Regions from separate parts of the Mus musculus genome. Here region 2 is linked to region 1. A link is a loop called in an ENCODE intact Hi-C map of the cell type or tissue named here. Cell type or tissue: left cerebral cortex. All regions are shown on one strand.

Evidence for each region. A loop is a pair of places that touch in the nucleus more often than their neighbours do. Peaks named below come from ENCODE experiments on the same cell type or tissue, not always from the same donor. Only the 100,000 strongest peaks of a DNase experiment are listed, where the experiment ranks them.
Region 2: a loop joins it to region 1, with 2.1 times the contacts of the local background. A loop is called at or near these places in 2 of 42 quality-filtered maps.

What each region holds. Positions count from the first base shown.
Region 1 is chr2:116,056,822-116,064,821 of GRCm38, forward strand. Meis2 (Meis homeobox 2) reads right to left here. Exons shown (of 12, transcript NM_001159568.1): 1 at 7,981-8,000; 2 at 6,367-6,599; 3 at 4,630-4,771; 4 at 3,860-3,910; 5 at 2,693-2,743; 6 at 1,810-1,959. The coding sequence starts at 7,992. Among named protein-coding and RNA genes, the nearest start is that of Meis2, 4.2 kb to the right of the region's middle. In left cerebral cortex, no CTCF peak of the experiment used is centred here; DNase peaks (open chromatin) are centred at 1,045, 3,730, 4,208, 4,792 and 7 more places; H3K4me3 peaks cover 5,845 bases; H3K27ac peaks cover 4,750 bases.
Region 2 is chr2:115,956,162-115,964,161 of GRCm38, forward strand. The region is part of intron 8 of Meis2 (Meis homeobox 2); the gene reads right to left. Among named protein-coding and RNA genes, the nearest start is that of Meis2, 100 kb to the right of the region's middle. In left cerebral cortex, CTCF peaks have their summits at 4,453 and 6,151; DNase peaks (open chromatin) are centred at 3,814, 4,667, 7,255 and 7,462.

The DNA.
Region 1 (8,000 bases):
CTAAACCGACTGGAGTATCTTATTTCTTCTACGTAAACATCAGCACAACCTGACTCCATACATCCACCAGAAAAAGCATTGTCAAGAAACTGTTGTCGAAAACCAAGTAGTCACGACCACACAAAATAACACCAGATAAGCTTCCGAAGTAGGAAGAACTAGGGACCCCTCGTGCTGCAAACTATGTAAATCCAACCCTCTTCATCTCCACTCCCACAGTGCAAATGCATACAGCTCAGAAACAGACAGCGAGGGGAATAAGTAAAGGACAAAAATAAAGCAATACTTATGAAGCTAACATGTCACTTGGACCACAAGGGCACACACTGTTGAGACACAGAGAAGCAAAGAAAATGCCAATAGCTACCACACCTTTTTGAATTCACTTAATACATACAAGGTACAAGGCTGCTCGGAGACCATTTCCTCCATTGCTTTGGAAACAGGTAAGGATCAGGACGGGTAGAGGGGCTTTGAGCAGCCCATTCATTTCATTACAGGACTGGGCATCCTATCTTTCTTTCACTATCTTGAACTTTTAGGCTGCTATCTTGTGTAGTACAAAGGTTAGTCTTTAAAATCAATGGCTGCTTCTTTTCAAAACTTTTAGTAGAGGAAAAAGAGAACTCACAGAAAAGCTATTATTCCTCAGGTAGCGCATTTCATTCCTCTTCAGACCCAGGAATTTGAGGGAGGGTAATGCAAACTGCCTTCAAACCTCAATGCCTGTTTAACTTCTATTGGGGTGTTAAATTAATATTTAAGCCATGAAATTACCCAGACACTGGCCTATGTCGTTTAGGTTGTGAGTTCAAATGAATGCATAGATACCCTGTCCCCCACTTCCCGGCTTGAGTTCCCCAAAATACAGTGCTATTCACACCCACTCTTTAACCTCAGCACCCTTGCCTTCCCCTTCATCCCTGCCAGCTGCAATCTTTCTTCTCTTTGCTTCTTCTACAGATTTCGAGTATCACTACATATGCTTCCCTCCACCCCATCAGATTCAGTAGATCAGTTCCAAAATAAGAATAAGAACAGAGAATAGAAATCTCCTTTCCTGGCTTGACATCCACGGGTATCTTCCACACTCTCCATCCTCAGCCACCAACTGTTAAAGTGTTAAAGCTCAAACACTAACCTACGGTAACTCAGCCTTCATTCCCTTCAGCTCTTGTAATACAGTGTAAAAAATTGGTTCATCAAGGTTGCTGTCTTTTATTATAGAGATGCTTCAGGCACTTGGCAATAAGACCATATTCTGACAATAAGTTTCTATGAGCAAAAAGTCCTGAGACTTGTAATGTGTTCATTCACTCCTTTTATTGTCAATGCAAGACAAAATTGCCAGGAATTCTCAGGGTTGTCTTCTCTAGGAAAGAAATAGGCACCCCCTTTTCTCAGTTGCTTCTCTCTCTCTCTCTCTCTCTCTCTCTCTCTCTCTCTCTCTCCATTCCTTCCTTTCCAGATAACTGTCTTGTCTCTTGCTACCTCTTGCTATGCCTTGATTACACACAGAAAGAACCCAGAAAAGACTGAGACCGTCATGCCAAAAGAGAATTTACTAACTCCCAAGCCACCAGGTTCAGGCAACTTCACACATGAAGAGCACAAATTATTCTATCAACTCCCTGGTTCTTAGACTCTCACCATAAATAAGAACAGGGTCCAAGAAAGGGGAAATCAAAAGAAAGGCCATGACACTTATAGTGAGAAAGGGAGAGATAACTCCAAAAGCAACTAAACGATTTAAAAAAAAATGCTTTGCCCAGTGGCCTTCAGAGAACTCCACGGGCTCTGCAGACTTACGTGGTCGGCGAGATTTGTGGAGGAGCCTGAAAGTTCTTCATGATCTGACTTGGAGCTTCCATCTCTCTCATCAATCACGAGGTCAATGGGCATTTTTCCCTTCAAACAGCTAATGTACCGGTGGCAGAAGTTATCACATAGTTCGTGGACCTAGGAGGAGGGTCATGGCGAGGGCTCAGCTCAGGTTGTCTTTATAGGTTTCATTTTTTAAAGGGGAAGAATATCAGGTTGCAAGGTTACATTTGTAGAGAGCAACAATGTGATGTCTTCCAAAATAACTCTAATTAAGGGGTGTAAGAGTTGAAGGCAAGGAAACAATAGGGCAATTGTGGCAATAGATATTATCCTCCAGAGACTCCCCAGAGCAACAAGTTACAAGAAAGAAAGAAACTGAACTGGAAGTAACTGAGTTCAGACTGGGGAAGCAGAGATGAAAGTGTGATTTGGTAACTCAGAAGCATTTAAACACTAGAATTAGGGACATTTGTGATTCTGTTGTGTATGTTTCCTGGGGAAATGATTGATCTATGTATCAAGGCAAAGACACCCCAGAGAGGACTCTTCTCTCTGCTTGCACCTAGCAAGAGCACTGGGTCCACGATAAGCTAAGCTAATAGAGACACAAGTAGACATTGTGTCCAGCAACACAAATGGCTCTTGCTGTACTTCAAATAATCCTGAGCGCCTGGGGGTGGGGGCTTTAAAAGTCAGAGCTGCCCTGATTCCCATATCCTCTGAGCCCCTGGGTTAAGAAGTCTATAAAGGAGGGAAATAAAAACGTGATCAACATCTCCAGATGTGTAATCCCTCAGTCTGGAGGCTTGTAGCATCTCCAATCATCTGGTTGAGAGAATCAAAATTCGGACTGTTGTTTCCTGCTTACCTTTTCTAACTCCAGAAGATGAAACCTTAGTACTTGAATTGCTTGTATCATCTGAAAGGGAAATTTAATAGGATAGAGTTAGGGTTCTAACACATGCAAGTTGTGTGTGTGTGTGTGTGTGTGTGTGTGTGTGTGTGAAGGTCAGTGTGCTGAGGAAATTGGGCAAAGAAAGAAGAAACCAGCAGGTGGCCGGGCAAAATTCACACACCAAGAAATAAGAAAACCAAATTATTACTGATCATCTCTGCCTCATTGGCTACAGTAGTGGGAATTAGTATACAGGCAGCCTTAGTATGAATTCCCCCACCCCACCCCCACCCCACCCAGTCCTCACAGTGTGGTGTTGGTACAGCTTGCATTCTCCCACCAGGTCTTACTCCACCCCATTCCTCTTTTACAGTCTCCTCCTACCCTCCACCTCAGGTCAAATTGGAGGAGGAGGAGGAGGGGGGAGGAGGAGGGGAAGGAGGAGGAAGGAGAGATAATAGAAGAAAAATAAGAGAGAAGAGAAGAGAAGAGAAGAGAAGAGAAGAGAAGAGAAGAGAAGAGAAGAGAAGAGAAGAGAAGAGAAGAGAAGAGAAGAGAGCTATTTCTTTGGACAGAAAAGCCTTTTTAGAACTGCAGACTCAGAGCAAACCTCCTCTCAGAAGAAGGAAATACTCCAGATGAATGGAGAGGCTGGGCCTTTGAAAGGGGATTTAAGTACTTTTAATATTGAAATCCTGCAAATTAGCAAAAGAATTGCACCTAAAAGTGGCCTGCGCAGGATAGCCCCTCACCCCCAACCCAGTCCTAGCCCGCCTTTCGCTGCCACTGCCGGAGCAGTTACTTCCTTCAGGGCAGCGGCCTGGGGCTCCAATGCCTCCCCCGGCCTGTAGAGGAAATCACTCCCTTCTTGCCGCTTACTCTCGAGGCCAAGACCTGGGAAGCATCCCTACTCGGCTCTGCGCCGCGGCGCCTGCGGCTGCCTCGGTGGGCTTCTTAGCCCCTAAGGCCCATACCGCCCCTGGCTCGCCTTCCACGTAGGGGCTCTAAATAAGTCTCTTCCCCTGTGTTTTCCTAGGAGGGCTCTGCCGAAACTCCATGGAGCTCCAGGAGCAAGTGGGTGACTCTGAGTTTGGGACGGGGCCCCGAGGCTGGAGACAAGCAAGAAACATTGAGCCTTACCAAATTATCCAGCTCTGGGTTTGAGGAAAAAAGAGGCTTTTCGGCGCGAACCTATAGGAAGCAGGGAAAGTCAGAATGAATCTTCAGCCCATTTAAAAACAGAAAAACCCTATCGGCCACTACTCTGGGTTGTGGGACCCGGTTCTCTGGAAGGGCAGGGGCAGAAGAGAGGACAGGGGCTTTGGTAAAATTCAAGAAACAGATTGGTGTCTTAAGTGAGTTGGGTCGCTGGAGAAACAGCAGGGCCTTCAGGTCCTGATCTGGTGGGGAGAGCCATACTCTACTTCAGTTGTAGCAGGGTAGGCAAGGCGGCTCGTAGATCCTCAGTACCCGCTTCTGCAGCCGGGTCAGAGGCTGGGTCCCCCCATCTCCAGCACCTCGGTGCCTGTGCAGACCTCACTGCCAGGCGCCTTGTTTCCTTTGCTCCCGGGCACTCCCAGGTCCCTCCCAGCCCCTCTCCCCAATTCTTGTTCAAGTAGCTGCAGGCGGGGAAAAGGCCAAGCCCCAGATTAGGAGCAGGTCAACTTTAATTCGAGGGTCGAGCCCCTGTATTCCTGGCTGGGGGGAAAAACAAACACCCATATTTATCTCCCTTTCCAATTCGCCTCCAGGCTGAGGGGTGGGGAGGAGGCGCAGAGTGCCGAGTGGGCCAGAGAAACAGATCGGGTGTCTTGCCTTTTCCTCCTCTTTCAAGTCAAACTCGGAGGAAGGGGGTGGGGGAGTGGAGGGCTTCTGTGGGGTGGGGGGTGAGCGGGTCAAGAAGGTTGGACCTGCTTGGCGAAGACCGCGATGTCCTCGTTGAAGGAGTCAGAGGAACAGACGTCTCCGCCGGCCACTCCGGGTTCCCGGGGAGTGCAGGTCGCCAGCTCGCACTTCTCAAAAACCAGAGCTAACAGAGGAAACAACGGGTGCCTAACGGGCAGCGCCACGCAGAGACACACGCACGGAGATGGGGTGCAGAGGGGAAGGAGCAAGAACTGTAATCAACAAGTTTGGAGGGTTTGCATTCCTTCTTTAATACAACAGGCACGCAACACACTACACCCTCAATCAGCCGAGCCTGGGCCACAAACAGAAAGGAAACAGCCTGGCCTTTTCCCTGGGTTCACAGGTCTTTTCAGATCAGTTCGGAGAAGCCCCCGGCCACTTTAGCCCGCCAAGTAAACATATACTCAGTTGGGAAGTAATGAAATACGCAAGAAGGCCAGGCAATTTAGAGCTCGGAGTAGATCCAGACCCCACTCCAGAGACGCCTGCCACACAAACCAGGGCAGGGAGCGCTATTTGGTGCCCTCCCGCCCCCCACTCCCATTCTGAATTGATCTAACGGGCGGTTCAGACCCGGCGGAGGGCTTCACCAACATCCACACGAGAGAGACTTTTCACGATTTTAAGAAGGTCTCATCTCTCCACCCTTTGCTTTATAAACTTGTTTGTTCTGCTTCCAGTAAAGCTCCGGTAGTAGGGCCAAAATAATAAGAATGTTAAACAAGAAAGAGCTTCCATCGAAAGACCACATTTCTCTCAGCGTTGCAGCTCACAAGAATAAATAAACCGCGTTTCAAAACTTAGAAGTGTGAGTGCCGGGCGCGTACGCCCTTTGTGTTCCTCCGGGCGGCTTAGCTACACCTCGGGATGCTTGAGGCCTCAGGCTTTAGGCTCAGTTGCTGTTTACCCACTGTCCCCTCCCCTCGGCATCCCGCCGCCTTCCCCACCTACCCTCAGCCGGAAGAGCCGGGCTAGTACTCGCTTGGACCGTGCTTGCCCACCCCTCCCTAATCTCTCCGAATATAAAATAATTTCCAGCCATTTCCCTGACTCCCAAGAACGGCTGTGTGTGTAAGCGGCAGTCTCTTCCACCCCGCTGCACTTCAAGGTCTGCCCCCTTTATTTACAGAGAATTAAGAAGTGAGTGATTAGGACTTCCTGGCCGACAGAAGCTGCCCTGATTCCAGCTCAAGCTGCGTTTAGTGACTCCCAGGCCCTCAGTAGGAAGCAGAAAGGGGAGGGGAGGGAGAAAAAGAAAGAAAGAAAGAAAGAAAGGAAAGAAGAAAGAGTGAGAGAAAAGAAGAAAGAAAGGGCAACTGGAAGTTTTTTCTCGGCTGCAGAAAACTTTCCTCTTAATCAAGGCCTGTGTTAGGCAGCCCGAGACAACCAGCCCTGTGCCTTTTGGCCAGGATTCGTGTCCTTGGGGAGAAGGCCCGGCCGGCAAGATTTAAAGACTCAGTTCTTACATTGGACCGTGGGGTCTGGAGAGGCCGAACCAAGGGAGCAGAGAAGGTTCTATTTTTCTGGTCTTTGACTCAAGATCAGGCTCTCTCCCTTGTCTTTCTCTACTGCAAGCAGTCTGTCTCCTCATGCAGAATTAAGTCCCCACTTAGCCTCCCTGGTCCACCCTAACACCACCACAATCACCACCACCTCCACCACCACCATCACCACCAGAGACAAGCACACGCACTCACACACACTCACACACAGTAAGCTGGGTCCGGGGGTCGGTTTACCCATAGATTGCGTCCTTGTCTCTTTTCAAGGCGTCGTTGACAGCAGATCCCATGCTGGCTGGCATGACATTGGGGTGCGGGGCGTGCGCGCCGTAGTGCTGCGTGGCGTGGAGCGGCGGCCCGTGGTTTAGGTGGTGAACCGGGGGGATCGGCCGCGGCGCGTGAGGGTCTCCGTACATGGAAGCGGGAACCCCTACTCCGTCCATCCCGCCGTAATGGGGCAGCTCATCGTACTGTCAGAGCCCGGGCAAGAGGAGGGGGCGGTGGCACAGAGTAAGAGAGAACCCAGGGGGGCAGAGGCAGGAAAGCAAAGGAACCCGGAGCAAAGAAAAGAGGGTACAGAGGAGTGGGGATGGAATAGAGATAGGGGGTGTAAAGACGGATGAGAGAGAGAGAGAGAGAGAGAGAGAGAGAGAGAGAGAGAGAGAGAATAAAAACAAAGTCAGAAAAAAAGAAAAGTACCGGACACAAGTTAAACACACTACAAACCAAACCAGGAGAAAAAACAGATTTGAAAGTTGGGAGAGGATGTCGTAAATTTTAAAATTAAAGTCTGAGCCGAGAGCAGCATTCAGGGAAGGCAGATCAGGCGGAGAGGCCGGGGACGCCGGGTGGGGGGTGGGGGGGCACAGGGAGGCCCCGCTCCCGCTGGAGGCTGCAGAACCCCAGCGAGCCAACCCAGGGAGAAGTGGAGTTAGCAAGAGAAGGAAGCCCCGGATCCCACCCCTTACCCCCCTTCGCCTCCTCCAGGAGATCCAATAAATCAAAGGGCGAAATGAAACAAAATAAAGAGAAGAAAAACGCTAATAATCAGGCCGAGAACGGCAAGGACAAGGGAAGACTAGGGTCGGTGCCTCCCCGGGGGCTAGGAGCTGAGGGTGGGGAGGAATAACGTGAAAGTTACCAGAAACATTATTTAGCAGCGGATTCCCTGCGTCCTTGTCAATTTCAGAGACAAAACAAGCAGCCGGGGCTAGTCTAGGCAGCGCGGCCCCACGCCGGCGGCTCCTACGCAGCCCGCGCCCGCCCGGAGCCGCGCGAGTAGCGGCGAAAGAGGCGCAGCGGCGGCGGCAGGAGAACCCGGGGAATCACGCTGCCGGGGTAAAAGCTGGAGCGAGGCGAAAGCGTGTAACAATTGCACACAAGTACACACACACACACACACACACACACACACACACACACACACCACTCACACGCTCTCGCCGCCCGCAGAGAACCCGGGGAATCACGCTGCCGGGGTAAAAGCTGGAGCGAGGCGAAAGCGTGTAACAATTGCACACAAGTACACACACACACACACACACACACACACACACACACACACACACACACACACACACACCACTCACACGCTCTCGCCGCCCGCCCGCTCGCTCAGCGCTGGGACACGCGCGGCCAGACACGCACACACGCACGCACACACACTCTCACACACGCAGAGGCACAGGGGGGAAAGAAGCCGGTGAATAATTTTGTTACTATTTTTTAAAATACTGGCCGCCATCATCATCAAGCAACCAGCAGCAGCCAGCTCAAAGGGAGAGAAGGCATGGGGCAGGGCCCTGTAGGAGAGGATTTATATCTAGGTAAGTGTTGGAGATTTAAACCTACCCTTTGCGCCATCAGTCTGC
Region 2 (8,000 bases), 100 kb before region 1:
AAATTATTAATGACTAGATAACCTTATCCCGTCAGGGAACAAGACACTGAAGCAATACACAGCTGAAAGATTACAAAGATTAAAAAATAAAAAGAGCAGCAGTTAAATAACAATAGCAGCAAACACAACTGAAGTTCCGTTTTATAGACTTTAGAATCAGAGTTACTATATATATGGTTACTATAAAGACATCTTTAATTAATCCCTTTCCTTTCAAATTTTAAGCTACCACCAAATTTCTTGTTATCTTTCATGCCTGATACTTCCTCCAGTTATGTACTCCTTAATGATCACTGAACACTTAGAATTCTGTGAACTGAGAGTTAAACAAACCAGCATGAAGGAAAATCAGTACCTGACATGTGTCAGGACCAATTAGAGACCCATGGGGACAGAAGGAAATAGGCCTCACCAGTTACCATTTAACTTCCACTCCAGTATATCATGGGCCAACACTGTTATAGTCATCTACTTTGTCCCATACAGGCAAATGTACTGCCTGCATTTACAAACTCATTCATGTTGGTATTTAGAAAGTCCAATCAAAAGAGACCTGGCATGCTGGATTTAAGTTCTGGACCGTTTATTCAGTATCAATTTCCTCACAGCTCCCCTGACCTTCCATCCAGAGTCAACCCTGATTGTACCATGCTGAGGGCTGGAGCATAGCTGCCCAGTGTTTCCTTACTTGTCCTAAGTCATAGAAACTCTTCTTGAATTCTTCCAAGTAGAAATGAAGTCACCATGGGCCTAACTAGATTGATGGAACTCTCCACTCTGTGTGCTGCTATCTCCACTGACCTCATTGTTGGAGGCCATAGTCACAATACTGTTCAGCTGGTGGTTTAGTGATGTTTGTTCAGTGGCCGCCAGGGACTTCCTGAATGTCCCATTGCAAATCTGCTAGAGAATAGTAGGTTGGTTTACTTGCTAGTGCCCTGCGGGAGGCTACAGACTCCTTGAAAATGGGACAATTTCATTTTTCAGACACTCCCACTGAAATAACATTTGAATTAAAATTTAAACCTGCCAGGTAAGTGAATAAACACATCTACACTTTGTGAAATTGCTGGTACAAAATTTAATTTTGCCAAACAGCAAATTAGCCAATAGAGCTGGTATAGAAATAATTAATCACAGTAGATAAATAATTTTCAGTGTCTGAGCTGTGCACAATATCTGTTATTTGCCTAGATTTTTAAGAGATCATTATTGTTTTGGCTTATTTCTTTCCTATCTGAAGAACAAATCAGAAAAGGAAAGATATCAGAAGCCCTGTGGTAATATTGAGCTTATGTAAACAGTTAGTAAGTCTGGTTTGCCAGTGTTCTTATACATAACTAAGTACCATTCAAGGCATTCATTTGAAATATATGATTTGGATGTTTTAAATGTATTATAGATTTCTAAAAGGAACCCAAAAATTAATGGTCTTAGTAAAATAATGTGAGAGGGAAGGCACTTTCCAGAAAACAACAGGCCCACATGGAAAACTTTTGGATGAGCTCTGCTCTTTAGAAAAGATGCATGCCCTGACAATCCAGGAAATGTAAATGTAACATGTGCTAAACACAAGACAGCCGGCCTGGAGTTCTGCAGGGAGGAGTACAGGAATGTGAATTCAGTGCCTCTCTCTTTTCTGTGAACTGGTGGCATGTAATACCGTTCTCCATCTCCACCTCATGAAAGCATGGCACTTTCCCTTCATATTAAAATATGGTACTTAACATCTGAGAATGTCAACACCGCATTAGGCACTTTGTGAGAACAACATTAGCCATACTTCCTGCTCAGGGGATTTGTTTACCAAGCATCAGGCTAAAGTAGAAAGCTGTACCATTCCCCTACATGGAGTGCTCTATACAGAGATAACTTCTATTAGGTCTGCAACAAAATCACCAAGATTTTTTATTCTTATTTTTAGGGCAAATGCAAAGGAATACCCTTTAATTTAACACAAACTTTTAGAAGTTTGGTTTGGGCATATTCCACATCTTATTCTGTTATCCTGGGATAGAGCCAGTGACTACATTTAAATTAAACATATTCAATGTGGGTTTTGCCATAAAGCAAGAAAGACGCCATTTTGTGAACTCTGACTTTACTTACATTCTTGTAAGCAGGGCATTTAGCAGAGAGCTTATTTCTTGCATGCCATGCCATAGTTTGCACCATTTAAACAAGGCAGTGGGAGAAACATTCTGAAGAAAATGAACATAAACTGCTCCAGACAGGGCTTGTTTTTGCCATGTAAAAATTTTTACATGCTGTGGGCTAGTACACTTTGTGGGTGTTGGAGACATAATGCAGGCACAAATGCAAATGCTTAAACCTATCAAACTTTATTCTTTATCCAGTGATGAAAACACATACTGAAGTATTGATCTTGAATCCAATAGCTTTTTTTTCTGCCCCAGCTCACTCATGTGCTGCACTTACAGCTTTAGTGAAGAGTGTGTGAAGAGTGTTGAAACTTTTGGGTCTGCTCGACTAACTCTCCTCGAATAAATATACTGTAATCAACTAGATTAATTAGTCTAATTAGCTCAGCATTTCTTCCTCTATACTTAGAACACGCAAAGTTCATAATGTTCAAATTAATAATTCAGCACTGATTCTTAAAGTCTTCTTTTAAAAAAAAAAACGAAATTTAATAGTGGCAGGAGTTACAAGTTCCGAAATATTATAATTAAGCAAGCAGATGTACATTTTGAAACAGTGCCTCGGTGGATATTAACATGTCCTCAATAAATTCCTGGTACAGTTTGATTTGGGGGGTATAAATTCATGAACAAAAATAACCAATTAAGACAATTATCAGCATATACTGCTTGCTAAAGGCCTCTCAAACTGTTTTTTTCTTCTGTGTTTTGTTCAATCACAATGTTTTATAGGTTGACCTATAGAAGTTTGGAACAAAGTAATCTGAGAATTCAACTGGTTGGCCTTAGTCATGACCCTTAAGCTGCAGCTCAAAGTGTCCATTTTCTGGCTATTTTACACATAGACTCTGGGATGTTTGGCCCAGAAAGTTCTTGTTCCCATTGAATCCAGGTTAATATTTCATGGACCGGGCAGACCTTGCTTGAAGATATGAGGCCTTGAAACTGTCTCTGGATACTTTTTTTTTTTTGTTTAAACCAGAGATTGTAATACTTTCTCAGAACAAATACTCGTGAAATTAGATAATTTCATTTTACAAACAATCTGGAAAAGATTTGGCACAGGAGGGAGGGGAGGGAGAGGGGAGGTGGGAGGGGACTTGCTCATGCTTTCTAGCACAGGCTCAGAGTTTTAGCCTTGAGATGTTTACAATTGGAATAATCAAAAGGTAATCATATTACCTAACTTTGGATAGAAAATGTAAACTAATTCTGAATTTCCAATCCCTTTACCCTTCCTGCTAAAGCTATGAGTTGTCTTAACAGACAAAGCAATTGATCCAAGGTTGAAAACCAACTGCCCTACTGAGCCTTACAAAGCATCTGTAGTGGAGGACTGTCATAGAGTCATCTTGTCACCAGAAATGTTCAGCAGAAGGTCACCAGAAAAATCCAAGACACACCACTAATGTCACCAGAGTACCATGTTGCTAGGGTTCTCTTATTACTAAGTAGAGAAAGCCTTGGGAGAGTTCAATTCTGGAATCTTTCTCTATTTTACAATTATTTAAATGAGGCAAATTTTATTGTCTAGGATCCAAGCCTTTAAATAACTCACATACTTTCACTTAAAAACAGTGTGCTAGACCAACAAGATGGCTCAGTGGGTAAAGGTGATTGTCACCAAGTCTGAACCAACAGGCTGGGACTCAATTTCTCACATGGTGGACAGAGCGAAAGGACTCCCTCAAGCTGTCCTCTGACTCCCATGAACACTTGTTCACTCGCAAGGTCTCTTGGGACACCAACATGGAAGTATAGTGTGATTCTTTATGACCTTCCTTTTTGATCTACTCCGCAGAGGAAGATTTGCCAGTATATTTCCTCAACAGGAGTAGTGTGTGGGTGAGTGCATGCTCTGTTTGTTCTGAACAAAAGGTTAGATACATATAAGCAGAGAAGTGAGATTTGAGGATTTCAGCAGTAGCCCTAAGCTTCAAGTTGTCTTTGTTTCATGCATGAGGAGCATCACCTCCTATGTACTAATGTCTTTCTTATAAGCATTAGAAGAGAAGGGCTCCAAGAGGCCAGCCCTTAGGGTCAAGTATTTCAGCCATCTTAAAAGTCAAGCTTGTACAATCAACTGGAAACAGAACCTTCAAATACTTCCAGGTGAGTTCAGAAGGAATCTCTGTTAAGATCACAGTAAAATCCACTGAAAAGCTTCGAAGTAAAATACTAATAAAGACAATGTAAATTACACCTCTGTGTGTGTGACTGTGGGCCTTTTGGAACAACTGTTTAGACTGATAGCCTTGTCACCAGGGATAAATGCAAGTGCTTACCAGTTTCTTCCACAAGGTGCGTGATGGGTAGAGATAATTTTTCAGTGTCCCAACAGAGTAATTTTAGATTGAACACTTTGTTTTACACAAGAAGAAGGAGAAAACCTATGCACATCTCTATTCACGATGCATGTGTGGGTGGTATAGTTGGGGGAACCTAAGAGCGTGGTGCTTGACTATAACCTAGGCAGCGAGGGAAAGCATTTAAAAATACTGTCAAAGATTCTGGCAGGAAAGACTGTATAAATATACTGCAGACTCAAACACAAGTGAGCTGGTTATAAAAAGAAAAAAAAAACTGCAAATGAAAACCTCAAAACTTCTGCCATCGTGATGAAATAAATTGCATAAAGGAGAGTCTTAGTGCGGCTCTTCAGAACCACCGTCTACTCAGTTCCAAAAGTCTCGTTGATGTGTAAGAGACTTGCTTTTCTAATCTGAGGATGCCACCTTCCGCCAGTGTAATTGGTTGGCTAATCTTCACATGGTTTGTGAAATCATTTATAAGGCTACCAAATGTCTTGGGACCTTTTTCCTCTAATCACTCCTGAATCCATCCAAATTGGTTTTAAATTATTCCATGTGCAATGGTAAATTTTTATTACAAACATTTTTTAACTCCAATTTTTAACACAGATATGTCAGTTTGAAGTTGAAATAATTAGATCCTACGTGGTTTTTGAAGCAGTACATTATTTTATCAGAAATCTATCCTGTAGTGGCAAAGCGGTGAAGGTTTATGTCAATTTCAAGCTAATTTATTTCATTAAACAGCTCATTCTGCGCATGGAGGTGTGTGATTTTCAAACACAAACATGCATATATGCAAGACCATCAATTACACTCTGCGGCATTCCTTTTAAAGTGTGTATCTTCTTTTTAACATCTTTCCATGAATAATATCCAGCAGCATGGACCTTGAACACTGATGATTCTGACTAACGCTTTTATCCTTTGCTTGAAATTACAGGATCAGTCTAGCCAGAATTTATGAGAACCAGACCTCAGACCTCACATAGCTCACATATTAGACCATTAGGCATCTAACTACCTCTGAACAATTTCAATGCATTATCTCGCCTTTTCCCTGGGGCACAAACTTCACTCGTCCATACTTTTAATATATTTTGTCTGCATGAAGCAGATCGAGTTATTACATGCCGGCAGATCACAACTTACAGACATTTCATTGCCCTCCGACGATGCAGTGACCGCCTCTGTTCTCCACTCCAAATGCAGCCACAGGGAAATCGTCGATACCGCAGTATCTATAAATTACCTGCTGGTTTATGGAAAGCCTATCGATAATTTGGCCTGCACAGTAACCATTTTCATATGGTCCTCCACACAGACCACCATGTTTCTGCTCTTATTTTTAATTGCTCATCATTTTAGACTGTCTAACAAAAGAATTTTAGACAATCACCTATTTTTTTTTAAACTTTTTTTCCCGTGTGGCTTTTGCCCCTTAAACTTCTTTTGTCTTTATTGACAGTTCTTACTTGCAGATTTCTGAGACTTTTCAAGTGAAGAATTCATCTGTTCTTCACGGAAAATATTTAGTAATCAAGATTTTTAAATTAATTGATCCTTGATCTCTGTTAAGCCTTTTACTCGATTTGCAAAGCTATTATGCTATTTTCTTTCATTAATTTTCTTCCCCTTCACAAGCTGAATGGGAAATAAGCATGATCCTATCCTGCCCCTAGAGGCTGTTCATCAGCTCAATGTACAGCTCTTAAAAAAAATAACAACAACAAAAATGGAGGCAGGCACATTTAGGAATGTCACATTTTATCAAACATATTATTGTTGTGACATATGAACAATAAAATATGAATTTTTCTTATTTTGCATGATTCTGTTTGTTAATAGTTTTGCTAGGCAGGCTGGAGTTAGATCTCTGGCCTGGTTAATCACTGTTTCTAATCTGATCTGTTTAAGTATGTGTGATTGTATTTAGGTCTTTGTGTGTGTTTGAGTGTGTGTATATGTGTATACATGTATATGTGTCTGTGTGTATATATGCATGAACTTGACTGTGTGTGTGTGTGTGTGTGTGTGTGTGTGTGTGTGTGTGCGCGCTATGTGTTTAAAGTACTGATTAATACTTCTACTTCTCTTTTTCCAATAGATGCTTAGGAAACAAGACCAAGTCACTGTTATCTAGAACAATTTTCTCATTCAGTTCCAAACTAAAACAAATGGCTGCAAAAGTCATTAGTCTCAGAGACTAACATTGTTTTGATGGAGTCCAGCTTTCCGTTCTGTTGACAAGCATCTCGATTCTTTTCATCAGCTCTGGGTGTCCACAGTGAAGAATGCAGAGCAGTCATCAGCTAGGAGGCCAATGTCTCTTGGTGACAACATACAGAGATACTAAAGACCTAGCTCCCTGCACCCTTTTTTATCTGCCCTTACGATAACTAATAATGTAAATGAGTCTTTGCTGCAGATTGGATTCTCTTATCCTGTCTCCTGCTTGTCAATATGGAGCCTTGAGCCTAATTGTGAGTTTCTCCAGAACAAAGTCAGGATGTGCCGAAGGAAACACAAATCTTTAACAAGATTTTCTCCGAAAAGCAAATGCATTTCCTTCTTACTACTTGATCAAGTCGCATGTCCTTAACTTCCACAAGTTGGTAAGATGTATTGATGCCGGAGTGAACGAAGGGCTCCCTGGCAGGTGGCCTGACTCTCCTGTGCTTCCTTCCATCTCTCCCTTGGCCACGGAGGGCAGACTGGTCTTACTTAGACTTAGACCAAGATCTTTATCTGCCTGTTTTCTTCTCCATTGTCTTGGCCGCTAAGAATAATGTGCATCAAATCATTCTGAGGTTGCATCTTTGCATTGGCCTCCTGTGGCTATTCTATTCACTGTCAGAGATGTCTTTCTCCTCCCCTGACCTTTCCAAAACCAGACAGCCAAACAGAGCTGTGAGTCTAGATGGGAAGGCTCGAGGGCTGGGAGGGTGAATACCCACCACGGCTGGAAAGTTGAGAGTGAGAGGCTCTGCACAGAGATAGCTCAGGGATTCAAACGTTGAAAATATAGGTTCTATTTTGAGCTCTGCCTTGAGCATGTTGCTCTTTCTGTGAAAACTGCCAGATGTGAGAGGGAAGACTGCTTACTTTGTGGTGTGTTTGAAGAATTCTTAATCAGAGAATCTGATTAAGGCTAAGAATGAAAGTCAGCTACCAGCTCCTTTAAAACAGAAGAAAGCAAATAAACATAGTACCCGGAGAAGCTCAGGGGGCATTCTGGATTAAATTTTATTGTGGGCCTTTAAGCTGAAAAGCACCTCTACTTTTTGTCAGGAAGGAAAAAAAGGGGTGTGTGTGTGTGTGTGTGTGTGTGTGTGGCATTTTGCTAACTCTGGGTCAGGAAGGACGGGAGATCCTGGAGTAAGAGAGTTAGGAAATCCTGGAGTTAGAAAGTTATGAGGACCCATGTGTGATGCATGGTACAGAACATGTACTGGATCATGTAGTAAACATACAGAATATGTACTGAATCATGTCTCTAAACACATGCCGAAGTGCAGCGGTGCCC